Linked DNA regions of Homo sapiens: region 2 is linked to region 1. Evidence: chromatin contacts called from ENCODE Hi-C or POLR2A ChIA-PET data. All regions are on one chromosome and are shown on one strand. The core of a region is the stretch at or near the end of the contact, and the rest is flanking DNA. Distances in the headings are between cores, read along the strand shown.

Evidence for each region. Hi-C counts contacts between places; a loop is a spot of excess contacts on that map. ChIA-PET counts read pairs that join two places held with the same protein, here RNA polymerase II (POLR2A). Pooled maps may share reads with other maps.
Region 2: a loop to region 1 is called in a pooled map, with 5 times the contacts of the local background. The contact joins the promoter of DCLRE1C here to the enhancer-like site in region 1. A Hi-C loop is called at or near these places in 1 of 37 single-sample maps with no recorded cell type and 2 of 50 pooled maps. POLR2A ChIA-PET finds 5 or more read pairs at or near these places in 1 of 52 experiments (activated CD8-positive, alpha-beta T cell).

Annotation. Positions count from the first base shown.
Region 1 is chr10:13,710,900-13,716,647 of GRCh38, reverse strand. All of the region lies in intron 12 of FRMD4A (FERM domain containing 4A), which reads left to right. LOC105376426 (a long non-coding RNA gene) reads right to left here. Exons shown (of 4, transcript XR_001747371.2): 2 at 4,634-4,726. Among named protein-coding and RNA genes, the nearest start is that of PRPF18, 130 kb to the right of the region's middle. RefSeq lists enhancers at 3,213-4,077, 4,078-4,944. Within about 2 kb of position 3,552, at least 13 of the 41 ENCODE cell types and tissues checked have a DNase peak (open chromatin) inside an H3K27ac peak, as active enhancers do.
Region 2 is chr10:14,952,029-14,957,776 of GRCh38, reverse strand. It overlaps DCLRE1C (DNA cross-link repair 1C), which reads left to right and starts at 3,681. Exons shown (of 14, transcript NM_001033855.3): 1 at 3,681-3,875. The coding sequence starts at 3,767. It also overlaps a transcript of MEIG1 not described here. RefSeq lists a silencer at 3,490-3,569 and enhancers at 3,588-4,315, 4,316-5,044.

The sequences.
Region 1 (5,748 bases), core at 2,303-4,802:
GGCCCGGTGCTCTGGGTATCTGTCACTGAATGAACCAAATCAATTTAGAGCTCGCGTTGTCTGACAATGAGGAAGACGCAATTGGCCGGAAGAACATCTTGATTCCATTAGGCCTGGCTGCAGAGAAGAATTAGCCATTGTCTCCTGTGCTGGGTGTGTGGCCATCTCTGAAGAAGATAGATGCCTCTTTCAGTGCAAGTGATGGAGGACATCCTCAGACCCATTTAGGAAGCCAGTGATCTGCCGTCATTGTTTGGGTATTTGGGAGGGCCTGATATGTTCCCATTATAGCCCACTCTGTTCTGTGTAAGACTGAGTCATCTTACAATGGGATACTTTTTTCGCAGGGTGAATGTTTTGAGATTAGAAGTCATAACAGGAAAATGGTCAAAACTGACTCTGGTCAAGATTGCAGTGGACGGAGGAATTGGCCAATAAGACTAGGAATAAACAACCCCAAAGAGAATACAGCAAACTCCAGCACAAACGAATGAATGGGGACCCTGGGTCCAACTTCTCCTTGCATTGTAAACAATCCAATTTCACAGAAAACAGTTTTTGCAATGCTCATGACACCATATGAGTTGTCTTTCAAAAAAACATTACACAAACCTGTACTTTGTGCTGATATGTGTTCAAAGTATTCATAACTTTTATGTTTTACTTGAACAATAATATTGGTATGTAATTGACGGAGGGGAATGTGTACAATCATAGCATTTCTTTTTTTTTTTTTTTTTTTGAGGGGGGAGTCTCACTCTGTCACCCAGGCCAGAGGGCAGTGACACGTCTCTGCTCACTGCAACCTCCGCCTCCCGAATTCAAGCAATTCTGCTTCCTCAGCCTCCTGAATAGCTGGGATTACAGATGCATGCCACCACGCCTTGCTAATTTTTGTATCTTTAGTAGAGACTGGGTTTCACCATGTTGGCCAGGCTGGTCTCAAACTCCTGACCTCAGATGATCCACCCATGTCAGCCTCCCAAAGTGCTGGGATTACAGGCAAGAGCCACTGACTGCACCAGTCTCATATTATTTCTTCAGCACTATGTACCAGGCACCATTTTAAGCATTTAACATATATTAATTCATTAGTACAGCAGCCCTATGAGAAAAGTGCTATTATTCCTATTATTTCAAAGATGAAAAAACTAAGGCACAAATTCAATTGCTGAGAATACACAGCCGGTAAGTGGCAGACAGTATGACGTTGAAAACCATGCTTTTAATCCATGCTATTCTATATTGTCTCCCATCGGTAGGAAATGTTTAACTCAAGCTACTTTATTTTTAAATTCCAAAGAATTGCAGCTTGACATTCTCTGGATTTACAATGCTGACCTTCAACCCATGCACAGAATGTAGGAATGCCCACACACCCCCTCGTTTTAGAGAGGACGAAGCTAAGATGGAGAGGGCTCTACAAAGTCAGAGCTAGAACTGAGGGCTCCTGACCTCCCACCCAGGGTTCTTGCTCCTAAAAATGAAAACCAAAACAATCAAGAGTAAACAAGAGTCATGAATACTGATTATTTGAGACAAAAGCATGAGATATATGTGAATGAGGCAGCGCGGCACTTCTAATTTTTTTTTTTAATTTTTTATTTTTGAGACGGAGTCTTCCTCTGTCGCCCAGGCTGGAGTGCAGTGGCATGATCTCCGCTCACTGCAACCTCTGCCTCCTGGGTTCAAGTGATTCTCTTGCCTCAGCCTCCCGAATAGCTGGGACTACAGGCGTGAGCCACCACGCCCAGCTAATTTTTTGTATTTTTAGTAGAGACAGAGGTTCACCATGTTGGCCAGGCTGGTCTTGAACTTCTGACCTCACGATGGGCCCACCTCTGCCTCCCAAAGTGCTGGGATTACAGGCATGAGCCACCATGCCCAGCCTGCAGTGCGGCACTTCTATAGAGTTTGTAAAGCCTGGTACAGAAACCAGAGATGGTTTCCATCTCTGGCTATAGGAATCATGGGTTCCTGTAGCATGAATACAGCTACTTTATGTATGTCTTGTCTTCCCAAGTAGATTGTAAGCTCGCTACAAATATAAACATGTATTAGGCACCATGTGTTTCCTCTTGCCTATGAGAACAGTCCAGTACAAAGTAGAAGACTACTACATGAATGGTTGGAAAGGGAATGGGAATTCAATGCTGCCTGAAACCCAAGGGCCTTGCCTCTGTCTTCTTTTTTTGTAAAAAGTAAAATATATTGAATGCCTAAAAAACTGATAGAAAAAAAAAAACCTCTGACATATGATTTCAACCCACTAAAAACATATACCTGGGCCAGGATGTTGGCTCACACCTATAATCCTAGCACTTTAGGAAGCCAAGGCGAGTGGATCACCTGAGGTCAGGAGTTCGAGACCAGCCTGGCCAACATGATGAAACCCCGTCTCTACTAAAAATACAAAAATTAACTGGGCATGTTGGTGGGAGCCTGTAATCCCAGCTACTTGGGAGGCTGAGACAAGAGAATCACTTGAACCCGGGAGGCAGCAGAGGTTGCAGTGAGCTGAGAACGTGCCACTGCACTCCAGCCTGGAGGATAGAGTGAGACTGTGTCTCAAAAAAAAAGTATATTTTATATATATATATATATATATATATATATATATGTATATTTTATATATGTATATTATATATGTATATTATATATGTATATTACATATATGTATATATTATATATGTGTGTGTATTACATATATGTATATATTATATATGTATATATATTACATATATGTATATATTATATATGTATATATATTACATATATGTATATATATTATATATATGTGTATATATATTACATATATGTATATATATTATATATATGTGTATATATATTACATATATGTATATATATTATATATATGTGTATATATACCTACTTCTGTTGCCCCTTAGAACCGGCTGTGCTCCAATAGCAAAACCTTACCAGGGCACATGGGATCCAGTCCTCTGAGAGCACAGGTTTGGAGCTTTCTGGGTGCTCTCACATTTTAAATTCCATCTGATTCGGGTTCAGTGACTCCTTTCTTTTGCCCTGCAGCCCTCTAGATGTGAAACAACTCATTTGTATTTGCTGAAAATGTAAATCCGTCTAAAGATTTGCAAGTGCCAGTCTGCTCTAGAAAGTAAAAAGGGCAGAAATGAAATAAGGAAGTGAGTTTTTCAGTTTGTATGTTTTCTTCTGAGCTTGGAGATTATTCCTGTCCATGAGTCTAATTCTTCTTATATAGAGACTCAGAACAAGAAGCTTGAAACAACTTTGTTCTCGTTCATTGTCAGAGCTTCATGGTGTGTTAGAAAGAGCCCAGGACCAGAAGTCACAAGATGTGGGTCCCATCATCAATTACTTATTTAACCTCTGCCAATCCCTTAACCTCTCTCTACTGGGGTTACTTTATCTGTGCAAGGAGGAGGTGGACCAGATGGCTGCTGTGATTCTGTGTAATAGCCCCCCTGGATGAAACAGGAAGTTACTCATAGGGAGATCATTAAGAAGCTTGGTGACTCAGCCTCAGGGGCAGCGGGGGAAGACGAGGTTCTCCAAAGTCCTAGTCAAGCATCAGAGCCACTAGACTGAGCTTCCTCTCAAGCGTCTATTTCCACATCGTCCTGGGAGCTTGCCCACCACTCCACATGCAGTCCCAGCTCTCCATAAATGCTGGCTGGGGAGGAAGTCCAGTGGAGCCAAAGCCCCTTCCTCTGCCCCAGCCTTCAGCTAAATACAGGATGTGGGAATCCAGCAGGCCATCTAATAGAAACCAGTAACTGGTCCCTGCTCATTAAGTACTTAGAGTGGACCCTGTTGCATTCAGGTCTCAAAGGCAGTATTTATTACCCACTTTTGTTTGCACTCCGTGGATAAGTGTTTCCCACCTCCTGTTTTCATACATGAAGATACTGAGGCCCAGAACAGGGAAGTGGAGGACCTGTGATCGCATTGGGAGTCACGGCAAGTCTAGGTCAGAAACTAAGAATCCACATCCAGTATCAGCCAGTCCCAACAACAGGGACAGACATAGTCTCAAGGAAGCCACTACTTGGTGGTTTCCTCTAAGTTTTGTTTCACGCAAGTCCAGATCATCCAGGCTGTTTTTTTTGTTGTTGCTCTTTTTTTTTTTTTGAAATGGAGTCTCACTGTGTTGCCCAGGCTGGAGTGCAGTGGTAAGATCTCGGCTCACTGCAACCTCCGTCTCCTGGGTACAAGCGATTCTCCTGCCTCAGCCTCCGGAGTAGTTAGGATTACAGGCGCGTGCCACTACACCTGGCTAATTTTTAGTAGAGATAGGATTTCACCATGTTGACAAGGCTGGTCTCGAGCTCCTGACCTCAAGTGATCCCCCAACCTTGGCCTCCCAAAGTGTTGGGATTACAAGCGTGAGCTACCATGCCTGGCCCAGGCTGTCCTTCATCACAGTTGTCGTTGTGTTTTAGTCTTTGGAGTATGGAAAGCATTGAGTATTGAAAGCTACTGAGTATTGAAGCATTGCTGTATAGAAAACTAGAGGAAGCCAGGACTCCAAGGATAGAAGGAAAGAATACTTGTTATCATTTACCGTATAAAAGGAAAGCCAGGCCATGGTGCAGGATGAAAAAGATTTGCTTTTTTACTTTCTACTTACAGTCATATTGTAGCTCATTTGTAAAAATCATTCCACTTGTAAAGTTAACCATCCATTAGTCAGTAAGAGCTGTTCCCACTAATTGGTGGACTCCTGGGGAAAGCAACATAGTTAGAGGTTAGAGTAATGGACCAGGTGCCCTTGACTTCTATTTCTGGTTCCTTCACTTACTTGCTGTGTGGCCTTAGGCAGTTTTCCTTAATTTCTCTGGGCCTTGTTTCACCCAAGAAGTAAATTTCCCACTTGATCTTCTTGAGGGATGCCAAAAGATCAAAGGAACGATGTTTGCAGGGCTTTTTAAAGATGCTTAAGTGACGTGCACTAGAAACCCCTTGATTTAATAGGTATGAATTAATACATTCTTTGATTATTGGTAGAACTAAGTATTTTAGCTTTTTAATTAGCTCCTTGGATATAATTGGCCATAGGCGTTACACAAATCCCTAAGGGAACCGGCCCAGTCATCCTGATGATCATTATGGGTGCCTGCTGTGTTTTTATGCGGAGAGGCAGAGTGTGTTGGCAGCTTTACATGGTGGTGGGTTATGACGGCTGCACTGAGCCAGCGCAAGCTCGGGAGGCTCCCCTGAGGTGGCGCAGACCATCGGGGCTGCCCCGAAACCAGCTCAGTCAGAGCCCACCTTACCCTGTTTACAAAGGGGAGGCAAGGTGGAGCATCTCCTGTTTGTTGATTTGATTGTTGTGTTTGCTCTGCCAGCCTCAGAGTGAGGTATTTAACAGGCAGGACTTCTAAGCCTCAAGGGCCCATGGGCAGAAATGCCCCAGACCCCATGAAGAAAATGATGCTTTTCCAGCAAGCTGCACCCCGGCCCTGGGCAAGGGGCAGCTGCTTCCACCCTCCTGGTCCCTACTGCCTTCATATTCCTGCTCCCTAGCTCACCCCCTCCCTCCTAAGTGAAGAGAAGTCAGATCAGGCTACTGTTCTGACATGCACACCTTCTCTTCTGTTCCTGGGACCCTTTTGTTTTTGTGTTTGTTTTAAGAAGGAGCCTTGCTGTGTCGCCCAGGCTGGAGTACAGTGGCATGATCCTGGCTCACTGCAACCTCTGCCTCCCGGGTTCTAGTGATTCTCTTGTCTCAGCCTCCCAAGTAGC
Region 2 (5,748 bases), core at 2,432-4,931, 1.2 Mb before region 1:
CTACTCGGGAGGCTGAGGCAGGAGAATCGCTTGAACCCAGGAGGTGGAGGTGGAGGTGGAGGTGGCAGTGAGCCGAGATTGCGTCACTGCACTCCAGCCTGGGCATAGAGGGAGACTCCGTCTCAAAGAAAACAAAACAAAAAAACCTAAGTCAAATTATGTCAGTCCTCTGCTCACAACCCTGCAATGGCTTCCCATCTTATGGAGAGTGAAAACCAGAGGCTATACATGGTGAGCAAAGCCCTGTAAGATTTGCTCACAACACCCTCCCTCCTTCCTCTGTAGCCCCGGATCATTCTGCTGCAGCCACACTGGCCTAACACTGCCTAGCACACAGTAGGTGCTAAAGGGATATATTTTGAATCAGTATATTTCATCACTGCCCTTCCGATGCTGTGGAGGCAGCATGGCACGGTGGCTAGCAGTGTGTTGTCAGAGAGCACAGTGTCTAAAAGTGTGGTGGCCTTCTTGGATTTAAATCTGAGCTCTACTTACTATCAACATGACCCTGGACAAGCTACTTAACCTCCGTATCCTCAACTGGCAAATGAGGACAGAAAGTGTACCTATCTGATGGGCAGGTAGGATGTGAGGATGAAATAATGAGTATAAAACACTGATAACATCTGGAACTACATAAATGGTAGACAGTAATTACTTGCATTAGAAGGTACACTCCCACGTCCACAGGGATTTTTGTCTGCTTTTTTAGTTTTATTTTTTTGAGACAGGGTCTCTTTTGTCGTCTAGACTGGAGTGCAGTGGTGCCATCTTGGCTCACTGCAATCTCTGCCTCCAGGTTCAAGTGATTCTTGTGCCTCAGCTCCCAAGTAGTTGTTATTGTAGGTGTACCACCACACCCGGCTAATTCTTTTTGCATCTTTAGTAGAGCTGGGGTTTTGTCATGTTGGTCTTTAACTCCTGGCCTCAAGTGATCCACCTGCCTTGGCCTCCCAAAGTGCTGAGATTACAGGCAGGAGCCACCAGGATGGGCCACATTTTTTGTCTACTTTGCTCACTACTGTATCTTTAGTGTCTAAAATAGTGTCTGATACACAGTAGATGGTCAGTGAATGATTTGCTGAATGAATTAAGCTTCACCATCACATTTCCTGCAGTATTGCAGCAGCTTCCTACCTGAATTCCTGCCCCAGACTTCTTGAGTGTTGTGTTTTTTTGTTTTGTTTTGCTTTCGAGATGGAGTTTCGCTCTTGTTGCCCAGGCTGGAGTGCCATGGTCCAATCTCGGCTCAGTGCAATTTCCGCATCCTGGGTACAAGCAATTCTCCTGCCTCAGCCTCCTGAGTAGCTGGGATTACAGGCCCCTGACTCCATGCCTGGCTATTTTTTTTTTTATTTTTAGTAGAGACGGGGTTTCCCCATGTTGGTCAGGCTGGTCTCGAACTCCTGACCTCGGGTGATCCACCTGCGTCGGCCTCCCAAAGTGTTGGGATTATAGGCATGAGCCACCACACTGGCCCTGAATGTTCTTTAGACTCGAATCCAGTGGTTCTCAAACTTTAGGGTCCATCAGAATCACCTAGAAGGTGTGTTAAGCTGCAAACTGCCAGGCCCCACTCTCCCAGAGTTTCTGATTCACTAGGTTTGGTCTGGGCTATGCTTACCTATCTTGCCTATTTTCTATCCTGTCTTTCTCTTTGTCCTGACTCTATTTCCCTTTGTTTGTACTGTATCCATTGTGGAAAGAGGAGGAGATAAATAAGTGAGCAAATACATAAGATCACGAGCATTAACTTGACCTGCCTTTCCTGGAGCTCTACCGTGAGATTCTTCGGACACTAGACTCACAGCAGAATTTGTTGTTAGGTCTCCATAACCCTGCCAGGGCAGTTGTTCCCATGTGTTCTAAGACAAACCATCAAAGGTGTTGCCAGTAGTATACTAGCAGGATATTTTACCTCAATTAGTGATTATGTTGTGTATACCTTTCCATGTCACCCCTCCTCCCCCTCCTCAAGATTTCATGGAAATCTGTATTTGAATAGAACTCTGAGTATCATGGCTACAGGCACAAGCTGACATTCACTAGGGATGTCATTCTGTTTTGTTTTGTTTTTTTGAGACAGAGTCTCTCTCTGTTGCCCAGGCTGGAGTGAACTGGCATGATCTAGGCTCACTGCAACCTCCGCCTCCCAGGTTCAAGTGATTCTCCTGCCTCGGCCTCCCGAGTAGCTGGAGATGTGTGCCACCATGCCCGGCCGATTTTTGTATTTTTAGTAGAGATGGGGTTTCACCATGTTGTCCAGGCTGGTCCTGAACTCCTGACCTCAGGTGATCACCTGCCTCAGCCCTCCAAAGTGCTGGGATTACAGGCATGAGCCACTGAGGTGGGCTGGGATGGCATTCTGATTCCTGATTTCCCTGGTCAGAAATCTTTGTTCCTGGATTTGTTCTCACGTTACCTTGCGTCTCTGTGGAAGCATTTATTTGCCATATTCTGCAAACATGTTGTCGCCAGATAGATTGAATGCTACCCGAAGGTTTGTCACAGTGCTGTGCACAAAGTGGGACTTCAAGTGTTATGGAGGCCTGGAAAGCCAGGTACAATGGCTCACCCAGCACTTTGGGAGGCCGAGGCGAGCGGATCGCATGAGGCCAGGAGCTCGAGACCAGCCTGGTCAACGTGGTGAAACCCCGTCTCTGCTAAAAATATAAAAATGAGCCAGGCGTGGCGGCGCGTGCCTGTAGTCCCAGCTACTCTGGAGGCTGAGGCAGGAGAATCGCCTGAACCCGGGAGGCGGAGGTTGCAGAGAGCCGAAATCACGCCACTGCACTCCAGCCTGGGCGATAGAACTAGACCCCAACTGAATAAATAAATAAAATAAAGCGAAAGTGTTCTGGGTTGTTTGTGTTTAATTATACTAAGGAGATTTGATAGGAAGGAGCACAATAAATGTCATGGTGATTATTTGGTTTATTGTAATACAATAAAGGAAATACAATAAAAGGTTTAACAAACCTTTTCATAAAGTTGCTTTGGTTGTTAAAAAATTTTAGACCTTTCCTGCCATTTTTCTTTTTTTAAGTACATCATTCTAACTTCCTAAAAGTATAGCTCAAAAAGGTGGGGGCCCAGGGGAGAGGCCAGCAGCGAAGGCATTATTGGGATCTTATTTGCCCCAAGATCACGCAGAGATGATTTATTCAGTTTGTAGATTATATAAACGGAAGAGGGAATTAATAGTTCCTGAATCTACCATGAGTCAGATACAAACTTTCTCATACAACCCTCACGGTAATCCCACAAGGTTAGAAATTGGGAACAGAAGAGAGAGGGCGGGGAACTGAGCTCGGGTTTCAGGCTAGCAGCAGACAAGCAGGAAGCGGAACGAAGAATGATTTCTAAGCGCAGTTCCGCAGCCCACTCACCTCGTCGGCTGGGGCCACCTGCTCTGGGAGTTTCGATTTCCCTTCCCGCGACTGCACCTCCACAGACATGGGCAACGCCTTACCAGAGCAACACCTGTGTTTGTTGGGCGGGAATGAGCCTTGCACTGGGCAGGGCTCAGGGCCCATCGCGTGCAGCGAAGCGCGGGTGATTTAAACCCAAGCAGCGGGCGCCTAGAACCCGACCGGATGCTCCTTGACTTTGCCCCCGGTCTCCGGACTCCTCTGATTGGACGTGGCTGCGTTCGGCCGCCCAATGGCGAGGCAGCGCGCGGCTTCCCGGAAGTGGCGGCGCGGTCAGGGCTGGCCTTGGCTTCAGCTGCGGTTTTGGGGTCCCGGACTCTGGGATCGGCGGCGCTATGAGTTCTTTCGAGGGGCAGATGGCCGAGTATCCAACTATCTCCATAGACCGCTTCGATAGGGAGAACCTGAGGGCCCGCGCCTACTTCCTGTCCCACTGCCACAAAGGTGAGTGAGGGCTGCGCGTCGCCCGCTCCCGGGGCGCTGGGGGCTGGAGAGAGGACAGGAGGGGGCCGGCCCTGGAGCAAGGAGCTGCAGCCTGTGGGAAGCCAGCGAGGGGGCGGCCAGCACACGCCTTGTCCCAGTCGGGCTCTTCAGCCTCTCAAAGGCTTCATCTATTTTCGGATGTGGTCAACGCGGCGTAACGGCGCCTGCCAGTTGCGCCCCGGGCCGGCTTGGTCAAGCACTGCTAGTAGTTTCTCTTGGTAGCTTTGCTGGTGGCCGATGATCAGAGATTGGCGAGGGTTAGTACTTCCCTCAGAGCCTCGCTACCATGTATGAAGAAAACAAGTTTCAGATCCATTTGACCACACCCTCAAACATTGGTCAGCAAGCAGGAGACTCAGACACACACACAACTGTGGAACAGCCCGCCTAAGAGCTCCACGAAGTGCAAGCTCCTTGGCCTTTGGGTGTTCTGTCCGTATCCAATATGAAAGTTTCGTTCTAGTTTAGGTTGGAGGGATGTTTCCCTTCTAGATGGTATCAGGCAACCTGAAAAGCTACTATGATTTCACAGCTGGATCCTTTCACAGCTGGGCCGATTTAGGGATTAAGGTTAGAGTGTCGCTGATGCTCCAAGCAGAGATTGGAGCTAAGTTCCAGAGTTTAAATACCGCTAACTTGACAACCATTGTTCATTTTCACTTCTATTGTGCTAACAAGTCACTAACTTTTACCAGGGAAAACAGTTTTAATGCTCATTGTGCTAATTCGCCCAGCCATTAGTGTTAATTGGAGAAAATGATAAACGGAATCACTGGAGTTGCTGCCTCCTGCTGTGTGGCCTTGCAGCGTGCTGGAGCAGGAAGCTCCCACTACCCTGTGGAGTCAATCAGCGTAACAAACCTATCTGTACCTGCGCAGTAGGAAAGTATTTTAAAGTAAATTACAGGTATCCAAACACAGCCTTTCCTCACAGGGTTGGTGTGAAGGCCAGCTATGTTGTTTTGTGTGTGGAATCAATCACTTGGACTATAAATCGTTGAAGTTACTGCTTCTGCGAAATGTCTCTGCTTTTTTTTTCCACAAAGCCACCAGTGATTTCTCTTTAATGGGAAAATCTGGACCTCTTCTCGTGCGTTGCCGTATTCGCATCGTGCACGTCTTTGAGCATCTCCTTCTTCTTTTTCTTTTTTTTGGAGACAGGGTCTCCCTTTGTCGCCCAGGCTGGAGTACAGTGTGGCACATGCTCTCTGCTCAAGTAGTTGGGACTACAGGAGTCAGCCACCATGCCTAGCTAATGTTTGTATTTTTATTATTATTTTGAGGTGGAGTCTCCATCACCAGGCTGGAGTGCAGTGGCGTGATCTCTGTTCACTGCAACCTCCGCCTCCTGGGTTCAAGCGATTCTCGTGCCTCAGCCTCCCAAGTAGCTGGAGTTACAGGCACGCACCACCACACCCAGGTAATTTTTGTGTTTTTAGTAGAGATGATGTTTCACCATGTTGGCCAGGCTGGTCTCGAACTCCTGGCCTCAGGTAGATCCACCCACCTCAGCCTCCCAAAGTGTTAGGATTACAGGTGTGAGCCGCTGTGCCTGACACATTTCTGGTTTTGTTTTTCATTGAGAATCCACTGCTGGACGAGGATATGCCTATTTTTACTTTTTGTGTAGAGCCGCACTGGAGTCTCTGAACTCAAAATGGGCTAGCCAGGATTAAAGTATACTTCCGAAACTTGCACTTCGTGTTTAGGATGGCTGAGTTTGGAGAAATAATAAATCTAAAGGAATTTGAAATCATCATAAGTTTGTGCATTAAGCCAGAAATGGACTCTTCCCTACTGTTGAACAGTCTATAACAACTTTTTCTGTTCTCTG